3 separate regions of the Mus musculus genome follow, and regions 1 and 2 are each linked to region 3. A link is a loop called in an ENCODE intact Hi-C map of the cell type or tissue named here. Cell type or tissue: heart. All regions are shown on one strand. Each heading gives the region's core, and the rest is flanking DNA. Links, peaks and the distances in the headings are about the cores only.

Evidence for each region. Hi-C counts contacts between places; a loop is a spot of excess contacts. Peaks named below come from ENCODE experiments on the same cell type or tissue, not always from the same donor. Only the 100,000 strongest peaks of a DNase experiment are listed, where the experiment ranks them.
Region 1: it touches region 3 in a loop (2.7-fold over the local background); 5 of 42 quality-filtered maps call a loop at or near these places.
Region 2: it touches region 3 in a loop (5-fold over the local background); 22 of 42 quality-filtered maps call a loop at or near these places.

What each region holds. Positions count from the first base shown.
Region 1 is chr9:47,417,668-47,425,789 of GRCm38, forward strand. No RefSeq gene overlaps it. Among named protein-coding and RNA genes, the nearest start is that of Gm31816, 53 kb to the left of the region's middle. In heart, for the core only: no CTCF peak of the experiment used is centred there; DNase peaks (open chromatin) are centred at 4,804 and 5,274; H3K27ac peaks cover 220 bases; H3K27me3 peaks cover 1,238 bases.
Region 2 is chr9:47,697,925-47,700,424 of GRCm38, forward strand. All of the region lies in intron 1 of Cadm1 (cell adhesion molecule 1), which reads left to right. Among named protein-coding and RNA genes, the nearest start is that of Gm10677, 120 kb to the right of the region's middle. In heart, for the core only: no CTCF peak of the experiment used is centred there; no DNase peak of the experiment used is centred there.
Region 3 is chr9:47,523,687-47,530,965 of GRCm38, forward strand. Cadm1 (cell adhesion molecule 1) reads left to right here and starts at 6,666. Exons shown (of 11, transcript NM_207675.2): 1 at 6,666-6,819. The coding sequence starts at 6,687. Gm22286 (a small nuclear RNA gene) reads right to left here and starts at 2,036; the gene lies at 1,930-2,036. In heart, for the core only: CTCF peaks have their summits at 6,039 and 6,531 (motif pointing right); a DNase peak (open chromatin) is centred at 6,595; H3K4me3 peaks cover 1,832 bases; H3K27ac peaks cover 1,764 bases; H3K27me3 peaks cover 247 bases.

The sequences.
Region 1 (8,122 bases), core at 3,373-5,872, 110 kb before region 3:
GTTTGTCTTAATAAAGGTTAAAAGAAATGAAATCATATTAAAAAGAATCCCAGGAGATTGGAGCACCAGATGTCTTCAACTCCCTATGTTGCTGGGGAAGGAAGCAGGAGAGTAAAACTGGGGGGCTTGTGGGCCAAACAGAGCTACAGACCTTTCCAGGCCATTCACCCTACGGCCAGACACCTCAGCACAAAGGATCAGGAAGAAGAAGACAGAGGAACCAAGAGCAATCCCAGTTCCAAGATGGGCCCCCACGCCTCTCTCTGGAGATGGCCACTACGAAGGGCGGACATCTCAGAGGGGTCTGGTTCAACATCATCCTAACGAAGCCCCTCCTTCTCCTGATTGCCACGAGAGATAACCAAGAAAAGAGATAGCAGGAAAAGGGAAAACACCCAACTGATCTTCTTGGTTAAGAACTTGTGTTAAGGATGGAGTTTATTAAATAAATACATGAGTTAATCATTAACCTATCAGTCACTGCATCAAAGAATCAATATGTGAATCAGAGGATGAATTAAGGAGCCATGAATTTCTTATAAACTCTCAGATGTCTTAACCCTCTGCTACAGAAGGCAGATATTGACAGTCTTTTGTGACCCGACAAGGTCAGTAACCTATAACAAAAAAAGAAATCACAATACTTGGCTCATAGCTCAATTCATTAACTGCTTACTGCCCAAGAGTAAGGATCTTTTTTGACCCCAGAATGGACAAATTCAGGGGATGGGGATATGCATAGCACATATCCGTGATCCCAGTGTTGGGAATGTGCAGGCAACGCATTCACTGGGCTTGCAGGCTAGCCTAGCCAAACTGGTGAGCCTCAGGCCAATGAAAGACATAATAAATACATACATACATACAAACATGCATGCATACATACATACATACATACATACATACATATATACATACCAAGGTAAATGGTTCCTGAGGAATAACACCCAAAATTGATCTCTGACTTCCATATGTATGCATACATCCTTCATACTCGGATGTATCTTTATACACCCAAACTCCCATACAATCACACACACACACACACACACACACACACACACACACGCCATAGACTTCACCATTACCAAGTCCTTCACCCAGCTATATGCTAATAAAAATATGGGAAAGTATCCCTGCCCCATAGAGTCCCTTGTGCACACATCAGACTTGTTCATAGAAACAGTTTCTAATATAATGAACTCAAAACAGACTCAGTATATCGGAGCCTAAACCAGCCACAGATTTAACAGTTTAAATTATAGCTTTTAAAGGCCATTTCAATTGTGTTTTGAATGCTTCACAACGTTTCAGGTGCAACTGTTCTCCAACCTGCCGTTCGTAACAGGGTGGTGGCACCCTTCTACTGAACACATCGGGGGTGGAGGGGGGAGCCTGTGTCCAGATTTGTTTGCATGTGCCTGCATCTCTAGTTGCCTGAACCACAATAGCAACATAAAAGCCATCAGTCAATACCTCTTAAATTGAGCCCAGAGCCATCATGTTGGGCATTCGAGCTTTTCTCCCAAAGACCATGTGTTAAGAATGTATAGCAGATGTCAATCGCTGGTCAGTTGCAAATAGCAACTCTATTATTTAAGGCTCAAAATGGCAGAGTCATCCTTGACCTCTCCCCAGGACATAACTCATAAATTCCACTAGCGTTGGGACTGGAGAAGCAGGCCTAAAAGACACAACAGCGATTTGTCAATTAACTCTTGCTAATCCCTTGGAGTGCTGTGAACTCGGACACAGAAGGCTCCATTGAGAGACAGTGCCCCACATTCAGAGCTGAGGGCAGCGAGATCAGAAGGAGCAAGAAGGGAAGAAACATTTGCTTGTGAGAGAGTAATTTATATTCTATAAATTGAGAAGAGCCACCTGCAGATTAGACACTCAAGAATGGAGAAGGAAGCCAAAATAAACTGTCTTGGCCTGGAGAGAGAGAGAGAGAAAAAGAAAAAAAAAACCGTATGTGAACCACAGAAGAAGCGCCAGCCACTCTGAACGGCACAGAACAGATGAGCTCAGGCTCTGACACTGCAGAGGATGGAGAGCAATCTACATCCACACCACACCCTGTTTTGATCGCCTGAGGGATGAGCAGGAGTTAGAGAGCTGAGGGGCTGAAGATACTGATGCCTATGAAAAGCACATAGTAACAGGCTCTGTTGTAAATGACATTTCGGCTGAGCTGACACCCTAAGAGGATGTCCTTTTCTGCTTTTCCCTGACATTGGGTGATGTGCAGCTTTAAATGGTGTCTTGCAGATGGGGACTATCAGAATGTCAAGAAAGGGAGGGAGCTTGGAGTTCCCCTCTCGCAGTGGCCCTGTGTTTTGGGAGGATGGCTGTCCTGGAATCTACCTGCAGTGTTCTGGATTCCTCTGCCTCACCTATTCTCACCAAGGAAGCAGGCAGTTACAAAGAAGAGCCTGCCACCCACTGCCACCCTTGGGGGCAGTTTGTTCTTTCTATCACGTTACCAAAAAAGCCTGGATTTTGTTAAGACCACTTCCAACCCTGAAAAGACTGAAGACTCCAGGATGGGAAGGGAGGTCACTGGGATGAGGAGAACTCCGTGAGGAGTTAGTTTCTCTAACTGGGAAGGCAAGATTGACAATAGAACAGAGACAGAGGTTCCCAATCACCTGTTCCCTTAACAAGGGGAGCCCGTTACAACACCTACCCACCCCTGAAACTTTGGGCCACATATCTATTGGTGTGGAAATCTATTTTTTTAAGATTTATTTATTTATTTATTTATTTATTTATATCAGTGCAGCGTAGCTGTCTTCAGACACACACCAGAAGAGTGCATCGGACCCTGTTATAGATGGTTGTGAGTCACCATATGGTTGCTGGGAATTGAACTCAGGACCTCTGGAAGAGCAATCAGTGTTCTTAACTGCAGAGCCATCTCTCCAGCCCCTTGGGGATCATGTTTATCAAGCTCCTTCAGTGATCCCCAGATCCCTAACCATGTGCTGAGATCCCTGAACTAGGAACTACTGAAGGAAGTGTGGCCAGTGCACAGTTGTCCATATGGGAGTGGATTTCTTTTGTTGGTCTGAAAGATGGGAAGGAAAATACCCATTCAATCCTCCGACCTATATGCTGTGAATGAAAGCCAACAGGACCTAGGAATTAAGAAAGATACTGGGCTTCTCTGAAGATATACAGTCTGCCCTAGAGTATTATGAATTTGGGTTTTAGTTAGCATTTGCTCCCTCATTGAACCCTGTGGGGAAAGGCTGGTTTGAAGTGTCCAGTCCTATGCTCTCCAAAGTAACTTTCATCCCTACTGTCCCTCTTTTGACGGCCCTCGACAGCTCAGCCTCATACTGAACCTGCCCTTGAGTTAAAGCCATGCAGGAAGCCATTATCAGTAATTGACGATATATCTTCTAGATGAAGATGCACTATCATCAAGACGGTATAAATCACCGGTTCTACCCTCCCTGCCCTCACTCAAACCCGTATCCAGTTCAAGTCAAACTGGACCTTCTTGGTACTGCACATATAGGCTTCCTGTTTCAAGAAAGTTCTTGCCATGATTGGCATTCCTTCGTTGTGACTATAGGGCAACCATTTGCTTATCTTTGGGGGGATGGGGTGTATGCATACAGGCATGCACATGGTGGGTTTAGAGCACAACCTCTGATGTATCTGCCCTCACCTCTACCTTATTTAAGACAGGCTGTAGCTGGTGTTTACTGGGCATATGCCACACTAGCTGGTCTGAGCCTTCCAGGGATTCTCCTGCTTTTACCTCCCGAATGCCTGATGAGTCCTGGGCTCACGCACTGCTGTGCTTGGCTTTACGTGGGATCTGAGGGTAAACTCAGGTTTCCATTCTTGCATGGCGAGCTCTTTACTCACTGAGCCATCTCCTTATTTCTTTACTTGACTTTTAAACTGTATGTTATTTATTATTATTATTATTTATCCATTCAGTAGCACAGGATTGAACCCAGGACCTTGTACATTCTAGGTCAGTGTTCTACCATGGAACTATATACCCAGTCATCATCGTGTTGTCTTCATCATCATCATCGTCTTTGTCATCATGGTCGTCGTCATCATCATCATAATTATCACCATCACCACCATCATTATTTTGAGACTGGGTCTTACTGAATTGCCCAGGCTGGACTTGAACTCACTCAGTATCCCAGTCATGCCTTCTGTGAATTTGGGATCATCCTGACTCAGTTATCTGAGTGGATGAGATTGCAAGCATGTGTCCTGTTTAACACTTTTTATGTGCATTGAAGGCAGCCAAACCCCTGTCAATGTCTCCTGACCATTTCATTTCCTAAAATCCACCGTGGAACATTCCAGAAAAGATAAAAAGCAAAGCTCCCCAGTTGGTAAATATCAACCATCATGGTTTTCTGCAGTAGCCCAGGGTTTTACATGTCCCACACTATCCTAAACCGATAACACAGATAACCCATCTGGCCATGGCCTGCTTTCCCTCCCAGGGTGGGCAGGGGATTAGAGCTGTTTCAACGCTGGGAGACTCCGAGGTTGTAAAAAGCCTTGTGCTCTGAACAGAGGGACAGTTACATAAGTCCACAGAGCTCCCCACACTACAGGACAGCAGACTCCAAGCAGCATCTAATTACAGGGAGGCTGATGGTCGCTGTTGAAGATCCTGTCACAGGACCCAGGTCTCAGCCCACTGATGTCCTGCCAGCAGTTGCACTAAAACGGAAATTAAGCGCAGTGTCATGGCCATTTAGGACATTAGGAACGGAAGGCGCCCGGGAGCTGCTTCCTGGCCCCTTGCCCATGTTATTAACAAGGTGCAAACGAGGACCTAGGCTGGAAGAGGGAAACAGCTGGAGAAAAGAGACCTTCACAGCAGGTGGAGATCTGAGGAGAGGAAGGGGATGTAGAGAGACTGTGTCCCAAATCTCCTTGGCTGAGGATAAAATTGGCTTGATAAATGAGGAAGAGTCATTCATTTCTTCACTCGACCCTCTCTGGAACATTTTGTAGATTGCAAAGTTTCTCCAGTCCCTGATTTTCTGTGCTGGATTAATGCAACACACACACACACACACACATACACACTTCCCATCATGGGGGCGGGCGGGGGAGAGGCAAGGCCCACATGACACACACATCCACATTTGTTGACACTCACTGCTCATCATTTGTAATTTGTTTGAAACCTTCAGGCTAGTGGCTCTCTGTAGAGTGTTGCCAGACTGCCAAATTCTCTAGCTCAGAATCTAGGGAAATCCTGGCCTTGGCCTGGGTCCAGCTATGGCCAATGCCAGGGCTATTTGCTAAATAAAGAACACAAGCCCGGGGCTGGAGGAGGGTCTGAGAGTTCTTTGTTTTGCAGCTCATTCACCCTTGACCCTACCCCCACTCAACACACACACATTCACACACACACACACACACACACACACACACACACACACCCCACATGCACACACTGCCTGACAAGCCTCTGACTAGGCTGACGGACTTGGGTAACTCAGCAAAGAGACGAAGCACCATGGTCCCCTGTCTTGCTCTTTATCTGTTCCCACGGGGATGTGCATAGGTGGGGATCTTGAAGACAGAGCTGGAGGATCTCTGGAGTCCACACAGCCATCCAGAATCTTCCATCTCATGCAGCACTCTGCTTTCCTATTTCCCTGCCAACAGCTGTAGCAGAGGTGAACTGGAACATGGGAAATGCCAGCCCCTTTGCCTGGAGGATGGGGTGCGGGGGAACTAAAAAGCCCGTTTTTCTGTCCTGTCAGGTCTATTTAAGTATTTAATGAGGTGAGATAGCACCAATAAATTTCACATGGCACAATAACTCTGATGATGTGGGCCATGGACTAATCAGCTTCCATTCTGGGGATAGAAGAGTGTTCTTGCCTTTGCTAGATCTTATCGGGTTTGATTGCTTTGTTCAGATATTAAAAAGGTTGAGCAAGGACTTTCGGGCACTGCCACAAATCTGCCCGCATCCTCCCAGCCAAGATAGATTGAAACCAGGCTGTGGAATGCAAGGCTGTTTATTTTAATTGACAATCAAGAGGAGGAGAATTGGTAGAGTGGAAGGTGGGGAAGGAGGCCACAGGCCTGTGATTGGATGGCTTCTGAGTCTACCTTCCTCTCTGCAAAGCTCACACACAGCAAGGCTGCTTATCCAATGGAGGACCAGCACCTGAGGCTTTGAAGAGTCTCTTCTTCTCTATGCTTGTCCTGAGCATAGAGAGAGCCTGTTGACCCGTGTATCACCTGTGATTTTTGTCTTTGTTTTTTATGGAATGAGGCTGGTTACAGACATTTCCCGGGCACTTGGGTCCTGCTCTAGCTTCTGCTGACCCTTGCACAGCGCGTGCATTCTGTCCGTTGGACCTTTAGGGGACAGTCCCTAATGCTCTTTGAAGCCAGAGGCCACACTATAATCTGTAAGAACCTCTCACCCCACACATGCAGCACAAAGCAGAGATCAGATTTTCTGAAGTGTATATGGGCATATGTGAGGGTAAGTGACATAATTCATATGGCATGCAAGCAAGCAATTATCAGTTGATTTATATTAATATTTGTTGTACCATTAAATATAATTTATATGTCATACATGATTTCATAAGCATCATTTCTCAGGATGAAACCAGGGTAGGCCAAAGGTTCTTAATACAAGTTAAGTTCAGGTAAATTATTATAAAAGTCTGTCGATAATGACAGAGGAAGTAGCCAGTAAGTAAAATTTAGGGAATGCTCTATCAGCTCACTTAGTAATTGATTGGCTGGTTGGTTGGCAAATTATTAGCCATTTAATGAATGGGTTTATTTTCCCAATATTTTATTGTTAAAAAAAAAATCAAACACAGCAGAGAAGTTGAGAGAACGTGGAGAGGTCATGCAGAGACCTACGCCCCAGGCTGTATGGTCAGTGCTGTGTTTCCTTCAGCACGTCTCCCTCCAGAGCCATTTCTCCTCATTTTACTCTGTGGCACTCACACTTTTCGATTCATTTCAAGATGAAATGCATTCATCTGTGCACTTTACCCTTAGACACATATCATTAGAGTTCAATATTTGTTCATGGCTTTTTAAGTATGACATATATGCCACAAAGTGTACAAATCTTAATGTTATCATTCGAAGAATTTCAATGAATGCACGCGCTTGTGTAAACTGTGAACCCTATGGATGATGGCCAGCACCCCAGAAAACATAGTACCACCTGCTCAAACCCCACTCTTGTCAACACAGACCACTGCTGTTGTAATTTTTGTCAGAATATATTAAATTTTCCTGCCATGCGAGTTCCTGGAGATGGAATAGTACAGAAGATAATCTTTGTTTGAGATAGTCACCTGTATTGATGCATGGATCACTAGTTCATTGCTTTTAAATACTGAGTAGAGCTTCTCTGTTTCTATCCAATCCCCTGTGGGGGACACCTGGACTATTTCCAGGTTGGGGTTCTAATCCATAAGGCTGCTAAGAACTGTCCACAAATTCCTTGTAAGTATACACTTTCTTTTGGGTATGTTACTAATAGGTGTATTGAACGTTCACAGGCGAGGTGTGTGTTTAGTTTTCACAAACCTACCCGGCCTTTCTTCAAAAGACGCAATATGATATGCTTGGGTCCTGTTACCAGGGATCTATGAGAATTACAGTTGCCGTGGCTGGGAAGGTGACTCAGTCAGTAAAGTGCCTACTGTGTGAGCATAAGGACCTGAGGTAAGGAGCTTACACTGCAGTGGCAAGGCCAGTCATGATCACAGCCAGCCACATTAATTTAATGAAAATCAAACCGGAAGTCTCTCCGAGACATCAGGAAAGGCTCCGTGAAGTCATCTGGATTGAACCAAGGGAGATAGAGGAAGGCTGTTCCACTTCCTTTCCAAAGTATTACAGAAAGAACAACACCTCTGGGATAGAAAAGATCAAATCTCTCAAAGCTAAAGTCTAGCTCCACTGTGCCGAAGCACCCACAGCATGTCCCTGTAATCTCTGCGTAAGAGAGGCAGAGACAGGCGCATGCTAATGCTTGCTGCCTGGTAGTATGGCTGAACAGGGGAGCTCCAAGTTCAGTGAGAGAGCATGACTCAGGACATAAGGTAGAAAGAGATTAAGGAAGACATTC
Region 2 (2,500 bases), core at 1-2,500, 170 kb after region 3:
GTGAGGCACACCTGTCCAAGTGTGATCCAACCCTGGAGCACCCATGCTCCTTTCAGAGAATCCATGAACTCAACCTGATCCTGAGACTCCTAGTGTGTCAGTGTCCGTACAGAAGCAGCGGTGCAGTTTACACGTCACTAACCCGAGTCATCTCAGTGGCACCAGACTGTCCCAAGATTCCTGTGCTTTTCACACACAGTACAAATGAATGTCCCGATGAACCAGAAGAGAGTGATTACTTCTATCAGCTCTTGGCCTGTGTGTTTCTAGAAGTTTATGAAGTCGAGGGGCACAAAGGCTTCCCTGGTCATCTGGGAAGGAGCGCTGATGTGTTTGCGTTGTAAATGGAACTAACTCGGAAATCCATGGAACATCATTCACTGTTTCTCAATAGTGATAACCACCCTGGCTATTAAGGCATGGGTGTTAGGCAGATGTTTTTGGAAAATAAAATGAGCCTGTCGTTTCTAGGGAATAATGGGCGATGTGTATTGTCAGCAACAACATTCAAGCTTTGAATGGAAAATAAGAATTATTAAAAAGCTTCACCCACCACTTCGCACTTGATAGATTTTCTAAGACGTAGAGACAACTCTCCTGAGAGAGGTGGCCATAGTGATGCCATGATGCTGAGTTATGGAACATGCCAGAAGAACTGTGCAGCCCAGTGAATGGCTGATTTCTAAATGACTATAGTATGATGCTAAAATTCACAGGTGGGTAAAAAATTCATGGACAGAGGTGCAACAGTGGCCAGCTGACTGACTTCCCTGTGACCGCATGGAAAGTTCCCTGTCATGGCTTCAGGTACTACACCCTGACTATCCATTATAAAGCCAACAATTGCGGATTTCAGTCTAGCATCAGTACCCATCACCATCACCAGGAACTACTAAGCCCTCTTCCCGGTTCCAACCACATAGCTGTGTGAGGCTGGTGCTTTTTATATTGCTGAACACAAACAGCTCATGGCAACAGGCTAAAACGGCAAACATGGGAAGCCAGGTGTCTTCTAGTAAACCAAACACTAAGAGACTTGCCAAGACTTCCTTTCCCTAATCTCATCCCTTGGAAAATGTAGCTGTTTGTGCTAAAATGTCTTTGATAGCATGTAATGGATTTGTTATATCTTAATTGGATTAGTAAGAATCAATTTCTTGTTTTGATTTCTAATGTGATGACAGTCTATATGCATAGCCCAAGTAAACAAATTTCTTTGAGGCCCTCAATTAACTTTAAATTTAAAAATGACTCTGACCCCCAAGATGTGCAAGCCACACCTCTAATGTAGTCCTGTTAGATTTATGATTGTTCTGGCCTGCCAGTGCGTGAGAGTGCCATCTGCTGACAGAATAGGGAAGTACAGGTGCTTTTTGAAAAGCACAGCTGGAAGTCTTGGATGATTTCTGAAACTTCTTGTTGGAAATTTATCAAGGGAAAAAGACATCAACTCAGATGTCCAAAGGAATCTGTCTTAGAATATTACGTACCGAAATATTAATCTTCAGAATGCAAGTAAAAACAGTTAATGAAATGCTTATTTTAAAAGGTTCACACTTACAGGCCAGTGTTCCTTTCTTATGTCCGTTTAGTAGTACAGAGTTCCTAGTCTGTGTTGGTACTCTGACTCTCTGACACACCGAGAAGTGTGGTGTTCTGTCACCTGTGATTGGCATGGTCAGTCATTGGTATTGCTCCAACCTTTCCTGACAGTCAGTGCTTTTGGATGTGGGTTTTAGGGCCAGTCTCTAGGGAAAGAGCCTCCAATGTATTGCCCTTAGAGCCCATGCCTGTGCAAGTTCTGTCACACTATCACCTGGCTCCCCTCCTTCTTCCTTGAGAACTGACACACGCGGTGTGGGAGCACAGACCTGTAGAAGGACATACAGACAAACACGGCTAAGCCAAGCTGTGAGGAATAGGATGCAGCTGCACGGAGCAGGCTCATGAGTAATGAGCTCCAATGCTGTGGACCAGCTTCTGCATGTCTGTGTTTGCATCACTGAGCTACGTGAAGAGGAAGGAACCTCACTGCATTTCCATTCAGTTAGAATGAAGGCCTACTGGCCAGTTTGGTTTTGTTTTTTTTTTTTTTTTTTTTTTTTGTTTTTTTTTTTTTTGTTTTTTGACTCAATTCAGCTGATTGTTTTCAAAATAACCTGTTCTTTTCAAACAGTTGTGCGTCGGGACAGCTGCACTCAGATGAAATGACTGTGAGCCTGTATGCTAACTACTGTACTCATTGTCTGTCCATCTCCACTGTGTGCCCAGTGACCCTGCTGATGAATATTTTAGACATCTGCATGAATAATCAGACTGCCCACAGGAGAGCTGATGGCTTGTTTGTGGGGCTGGAATGCTGTTGGGATGATACTGCAATTCTGTGTACCCATGCGAAAGTAATACGTACCGCAGTGAGGGGGTCTTACTCTGGATTGTCTTTGAGCATCCATAGATGCCCTAAAATTTGGCTGTCAGAGTTTACTTGTAGGCAAAGGCA
Region 3 (7,279 bases), core at 4,780-7,279:
GTATTCTCTGAGGCTTTTGAAACTTAGCAAGGACCCTTGTCTCTAACCATGCCTTCCTTTTACCCCAACAGATTTCAGTTTTAGTCCAATGTGTGGGGTCATGGTTTTCAAGATTCAGCAAAAGACCCTTCTCTTATTAGGATGTTCTGTTAATAGGCAGGCATTCGTGCTTGGTTTCTGAATATGTTAAGGCCTTTCTTTTCTGTCTTGGTAGAGCTGAGTATCCGAATTATAAAAATAAGTATACGTTAATAGTTGTGCATCTGTTTTCCCTACTGAGCTGCGATTACTGAATCCTAGATATATTTTTCATTAACTTATATTTCCAAAGTGTAAGGGACTGTTTCACAGAGACACTCTGAGTGTTCCTACTTTGCTTGGTGTGTATTTGGATCTGACACTGAAACCTGGGTGTATGCCCGCAGTGTTGAGTGGAGCTAACTATGTCTTGAGTGGCAGTGGTAAATTTTCCTTCTGGAGGAGCTGAGGCTGCTCCTTCACCCATTTATGTGTATTTTCCTGAAACCTACTCCATTACTAGCTTTTTTTCTTGCCAGCTGGTATTCAACTCTTGATATTCAAGAGATTATTGTCAACTCTGATTCTAGAAGAATAAACTTTTGAGTAAAGCGTTAAATTACTCATTTAGGAATATGGATTTAACTGGCTTTGGGTTTCATAAAGATTCATAGACTCATCCTCACAGAAACAAGCTGTTTAGTGCTTAGTCTTAATCTGAGACTATGGAAGCCGTAGGGCCAAGGGGTTTATCTCGTCCAGTTTGCTGCTAACTTACATTCATCTGTCAAAGACTTTACTGTAAGAAGGTGGCATTAAGGATACTTCAATATACCTCTGATAAGGTGTCAGATTGTTCTAGTGTACCTGGACAGCTAAGACAAAATACTAGAAGCTACATGGCTTAGACCAGGACTTCTAAAATGTTTTCTGCTGGGGTTGGTGAGATGACTCAGCGGTTAAGAGCACTGACTGCTCTTCCAAAGGTCTCAAGTTCAAATCCCAGCAACCACATGGTGGCTCACAACCATCTGTAACGAGATCTGGCGCCCTCTTCTGGTGTGTCTGAAGACAACTACAGTGTATTTACATATAATAAATAAATAAATCTTTTTTTTTTTTTTTTTTTTTGGTTTTTCGAAACAGGGTTTCTCTGTGTAGCCCTGGCTGTCCTAGAACTCACTTTGTAGACCAGGCTGTCCTCGAACTCAGAAATTCGCCTGCTTCTGCCTACCGAGTGCTGGGATTAAAGGCTTGCGCCACCACGCCCGGCTGCAATAAATAAATAAATCTTAAAAAAAAAAAAAAAAGAAAAGAAAAAAGAAAATGTTTTCTGCTTGCCATTTCTATTTGCCCAAGAAATTTCTATGCAGCCCTAGGTATAGAAATATACAGAACATGTAAAGAAATGAAATGTTTATCAACAAAAAGCATAAATAAAAATTTAAAAAATACTTGTTTGTTGTTCATACCGTGTTACCACTTGTTAAAGATGGACACTAACTTGCATAAGAGATGGGTGTGCTTATTCATATTTACGTAAAAACTTGGACCTTAGCTGAATATTTGATATTGGAGGACACAGGATTCAATACTTTTCTGAGTGGATTGATAGTGCCAACAAATAATTGTCAAAACAGAGAATCCTGGTTTGTAAAGAAATGTAGCATAAAATGGCAGAAGTATGTCTAGGGCTACTTTGTAAACTATTTTAAATCCTGCTCGATTTTCAAATTATTTGGATGATTTTAAGATAATTTTTTTTCAATTTTTTATTAGATATTTTCTTCATTTACATTTCAAATGCTATCCTGAAAGTCCCCTATTCCCTCTCTCCGCCCTGCTCCCCTACCCACCCACTCCCACTTCTTGGCCTTGGCGTTCCCCTGTACTGGGGCACATAAAGTTTGCAAAAATATGGAACACTTCATGAATTTGCGTGTCATCCTTGCACAGGGGCCATGCTAATCTTCTCTGTATCGTTCCAATTTTAGTATATGTGCTGCTGAAGCGAGCACTTAAGATAAAATTTTAAGTCATCAATTCAAACAGTAATTTTTAAACACAAACATTGTAACCCAGGACAATCCAAGGATGTATTAATTCAAGACATGCTGAGGAATGACTGTAGGAAAATGTAAACGGTCTTTGTTTCTCATACTTAAACCATCATGCTTCTGTTAGCGCAAAAAAGCAATGCCCTGTAAGTTGTGGCTTGTGGTGGTTTTGAACTTGACCTCAGGTGTTCCTGGCAGGGTTTGCTGACATTGCACAGTGTATGTGTTGTGTGTCAGAGCCAAGGTTGCAGTGACGTCGCACAGGGCAACAACAGTAAGAGCTGTCAGAAACACCTCAAATTCATCACATTTGGGTCTTGAGTTACTTTTTGATTGTTGCATGTTTAAAAAACTCACTGTGGCCAGTTTTTAAAATGACATCTACATAACTCCATGATGGGCCATAAACCATAATTTAAGAAGCTAGAGCTTGAAACAACACAAACTTATTTTCCTTCCATTCTTAAAGTCTAGACCAGTTCTCATCCTTCCTAATGCTACATATCTGGAATATGGAACCATAAAATTACATTTATTGCTACTTCATAGCTATAATTTTGGTACTGTTGTGAACTGTAATGTAAATATCTCTGTTTTTTCAGTGGTCTTAGGTGACTCCTATGCCACTTGACCACCTCCCCTCTTGCAAGGGGGTCACAACCCATAGGTTGAGAACCACTGGTTTAGAAGTTTTAAGTCTAAGTCATGATGCAAGAATCGCTCTACTCTAGTGAGCATCCTCTTCTTGATTTGCCAGGCCAACCTGTCACTGGGAGTGTACCACATCCCCTTGGTGTATGCTCATAGAACTCTGTTGTCTCTTTCTTCTTAGCAGGCTTTAACAACACCATGGATGCCTTAGCCTTATGTTCTCAACTAAACTTAATTACCTCTCAAAGGGCCCGTCACCAAATAGTATTGTGCTGGGGCTTTGAGTTTCACTGTAGGAAGTGTGTGTGTGTGTATGTGTTTGTGCGTGCTCTCGAGCATTAGAGGTCACAATCTGTAACATGGATTAAAACACTTTTCTATGAATATTTAAACAATCCAGTAGCTGGGCAAATGGTGACTCCAACTACTGTTTTCCTTTTCTTAATAATTTGTCTGAGTTGCTCTTATACATGGGTATTAAAATAATTAGCATTTTAAGAGGCAAAATGTTACTAGTTGCCATTAATTATCTCTGATATATTTCCACAAACATGAGTCTCCTTTAATGCTTATTTTTTATATATGTTTATCCACATTTCTCAACTGTTTTGGTGATAGCAAACAATATTCTCTCTCTCTTCTCTCTGGTTTCTCATTAAAAGAGAGAGAAAGAAAAGAAAACACACACCTCCCCCATACCCACCCACCCACCAACACACCCACCCACTCACACACACACCCACACACACACACACACACACACACACACACACACACACACACACACACAGAGAGAGAGAGAGAGAGAGAGAGAGAGAGAGACTAGGGCTTTGGTACTTCTGGCACTTCGCTCTAACACAAGTTGTGCCCAGATTGTAATTCTGATAAGTATTTCAGTTCTTTCTTGAAAAAAAAATTAAATTCACAAAACAATTGATTATCAGTTATAAATGGCAAAAACACCATCTGGTTTTTAAAATTGGTTCAATCCATGTAGCGAGGGGAAAATGCTGGAAGTTGTTCCTGGCGATGAGTTCTAGTCCGCGGAGCAGAAAATGACGCGCTTTACTATGAGAAAGCCAGGCTAGTCATAACTTGTACTTAGCGGCTGTGGGAATTTGATGCGCTCCTCACATGTTCCATATGTTAAAATGCTTGGTGACATCTTTGGTGTGAAAGTGGGGAGGGGGTGGAAGGGGAGTACGGTTAGGGGATAGAGGAACAACAGCTTGCTCTGTCCAGGAGTCTCACCTCTGGTTCTCAGGAAGATCCTGGTGTGGAAGAAGAGGCTATCAGTCCTCAGTTTCCATACCTGGTAAAACTGGATGGGCTAACTTCCTCAACTTCTCCATGGCAGGTGGCATTTCTGAGGAAATTTTTAAAGGCGTTTGCATTCTTCCAGTGAGGTAAGCCACACAGCATTGGCATTTCCTATAGAAATGTCCCATGTTGTTCTTTGCCAACTGGAAATTTGAGTAGGTGTTCATTTGATGTGCCAAGAGAATGAAGGGAGACGAAAACACTCCACATCTTCCAATGTCCCCCATACTGCGTGCTGAGAGTGGGAGGACTCGGGCCTGGCTAGATTCTCTTGGAGCCTCAGCCTCAGGAGCAATGCTTTTCCTTAGGAGTCTGCTGCAATCCTGTTATTTTCAAAAAACGTTTCTGGGTTGCTGGCATATTTTCACCTTATGTTAAAAATACAGCTCTCCTTTGCTTATTATTCATGCATCATGATGTGAAATGTATTCCTTCACTTAACACATATTTATTGAGGCACAGTGCAGCATCGTGGTTAGTTGTGAAGGCTCTGCCTCTCTGTCTGCAATTAGAAATTGTGATTTTTTTTAAAAGGCTGGTGCTTAATTTTTCTAACCATGCTATATTTAAAAAAATGGGGAAAATAAATAGTATCAATTTTGAAGGTAGTTTCAGAGACTAAAGAAGATTGTGCACAAGAATTTCTTGATAAGAACTCAAGGTCACAATAGTCCTTTGTTAACTATAAACTTGATATCAGCTCAAGGTCTTTATAGTAGCAGTACTATAAAGAATAGTGAATATTGTTGAGTGTCCGGCTCTGTACTGTTGTGGCTGACATATAGGATCTGACTTTGCAGTCCGTCCTGTCCTGTTGTCAGAATAAACAGTCTCTGAGTTTTTCATTCTGATTTTGGTAGAAATCTGCTTTGTATCACGTCTAATCTAGGTAGTTTCACTTCTGGCTTTTGCAGACTGGGCATTATCCTGGCGGTCACATGGTGTTGGTTTTCTGCCTCGTATACTGTGATTTGCCTACTGGAGCTTTCTCCACTTCTGGAGGACTGCTTGCAGTTCGTGCATTGGGGCCTGTAATTACAGAGCAGAAGATCCAGGGATGTGGAGACAGGGCAGTTTCGAAAATTAGTTTATGCATAATGGATAATATGAGGCTGCTTTAATGTGTAACTCATTTGATGGGTTGGCCGATCTTAACTTCCTTTTGATATTTATTTATTTATTTTTAATTTATTTGCAACATGAGGACAGAGGGCTTGGTACAGCTCTTCTAGACTATAGTTCAGATTCAGCAATTTACATTCAGTAATCTCTTGGTCATTTAGCCACATATAATTTGTCATGGTTTGTTTTAGCTGTTGTGATATTGATATTTATTATGCAAATTGTATTTCCTACATCTTATTGTTCTGCATTCTATGAATACTTAAATTATTATAAACCTTTACACTTAATACGGCTCGTCCTTCAATTTGATGCTTGAGCAACAGAGGGTCAGAGCACACACGGTCTTCTAGAGGGAAAGAAAATAAGTAATTAAAAGGCAGACAAACAAGAGAGCCGGCTGCCTTGTTGAAAAGAAATCAAAGATAATTTCGGGGAGGGAGGAAGTGTGTCCAGAGATGCATGCAAGTCCCGTCAGCGGGAGAACCTCTCTGAGACACAACTAAAGTGAGGACCTGTTGGTCTCTAGATGCCTTAGAAAGGACTGGAAGCATAGGAGAGAAGGGAATTGAACCGAGCCCTGGAAGAGGAACTCGACTGACTCTATCACTGCCTCGGTTCCCTACATTCCCTTCCCCACGACCCTGACCGGTAGATTTTTTTTTTTTTTGCTTTTGTGTGCGTGTAATCTTAAATATTCCATATTACTTATATGCTATAATCTACTAAACATGGGAAGGACACTTCCAACAAGCTGGGAAGCCTGAGCACACCCACCTTGATTTACCTTTCCCCAGAATCTACAGCCAAACATCCACTTGAAAATCCCAGAACCCCGACTCCACAGCTTCAGTCTTCCAACTATCCCCTAGTCTGCCGCTAGGCTGTTGAGCGGGCTCTCCTGCTCCGCCGGACGTGCAAAGCACGCATGCACTTCTCTCAGATTGTTTTGTCAATCCGGGGACCTGCATTCGCACTCTCCACTCCCGGGTTTCCCAAAGATCTTATTCCTTCGTGCAAGGTGAGGGAAAGGAAATTTTGTAACGTATGACTTCGATAGGCCGATGCCCACGCAGTGCCCCGGCCCAGGAATCTCGCGGTCAGACTCTCCGACCAGGAGTCCGCCGCGGCGAGTGGCGTAAAGGTTCCTAGTAAAGGTGCACGAAAGCGAGAGACCCGCCTCCTGAAGCCGCAACCCCCTCCCCAGCCACCGAGCCGGACGCGGGCCAGTACAGGTTCTCCTCCTTCGGGGAAGCGAGGCCGAATTTTAACGTAAACATATTTGCATAGGCCCCGCCCCTCGGCCCCGCCCCTAGGTGGCGCGGGCGCGCGGCCGAACGCTAGCGCCAGGGGGCGGGGTGGGGGAGGGGGCTAGTTCTCGGAGAGCCGGGTTGGGCTCGAGGTGCCACGATTGGTCGCTCCTGACTCCGCCTCCAGCGCATCTCATTAGCATCTCATTAGCTGTCCGCTCGGGCTCGGGAGGCAGCCACCGCCGCCAGTCTGAGGCAGGTGCCCGACATGGCGAGTGCTGTGCTGCCGAGCGGATCCCAGTGTGCGGCGGCAGCGGCTGTGGCGGCGGCGGCGGCGCCTCCAGGGCTCCGGCTCCGGCTCCTGCTGTTGCTCCTTTCGGCCGCGGCACTGATCCCCACAGGTAGGTTGTGGGCACCCGCGGATTGGTCCCGAAAACCCCCCCGGGCACCCCCAGGAGCCGTAGCTATGGAAGGGGGGACGTTTCCATGACAACCTTCCCCCACTTCCTAAATCCAAAGCGGCGGGAGCGTGGCAAGGAAAGTCGGGGCTGCGATGGAAGGGGCCGAGGGGTCGGCGCCCCTTCTCTCCTATCCGCCGGCTGCGGATGGGCGCCCTCAGGGATGGCTGCACCCACACCTCTTCTTCCTGGCGTAGCGCGGGGTGCTGAGTGGAGTGGGCTCGGGGCCGGGGGCTAGCGCGTGGGGGGAAGGGGAGCCCTCGGAGGCGCCCCGAACCTTCCGGACCCTCCGAAACTCGCTCTCGTCCCTGGAACTTGCAGGTCCTCCTGTGTCCCTGGGCTAAGCTTTCGCCCCCTCCGTTCCAGCTCGCCCCCCCGATCGATTCTCCATTCCCCGAAGCTT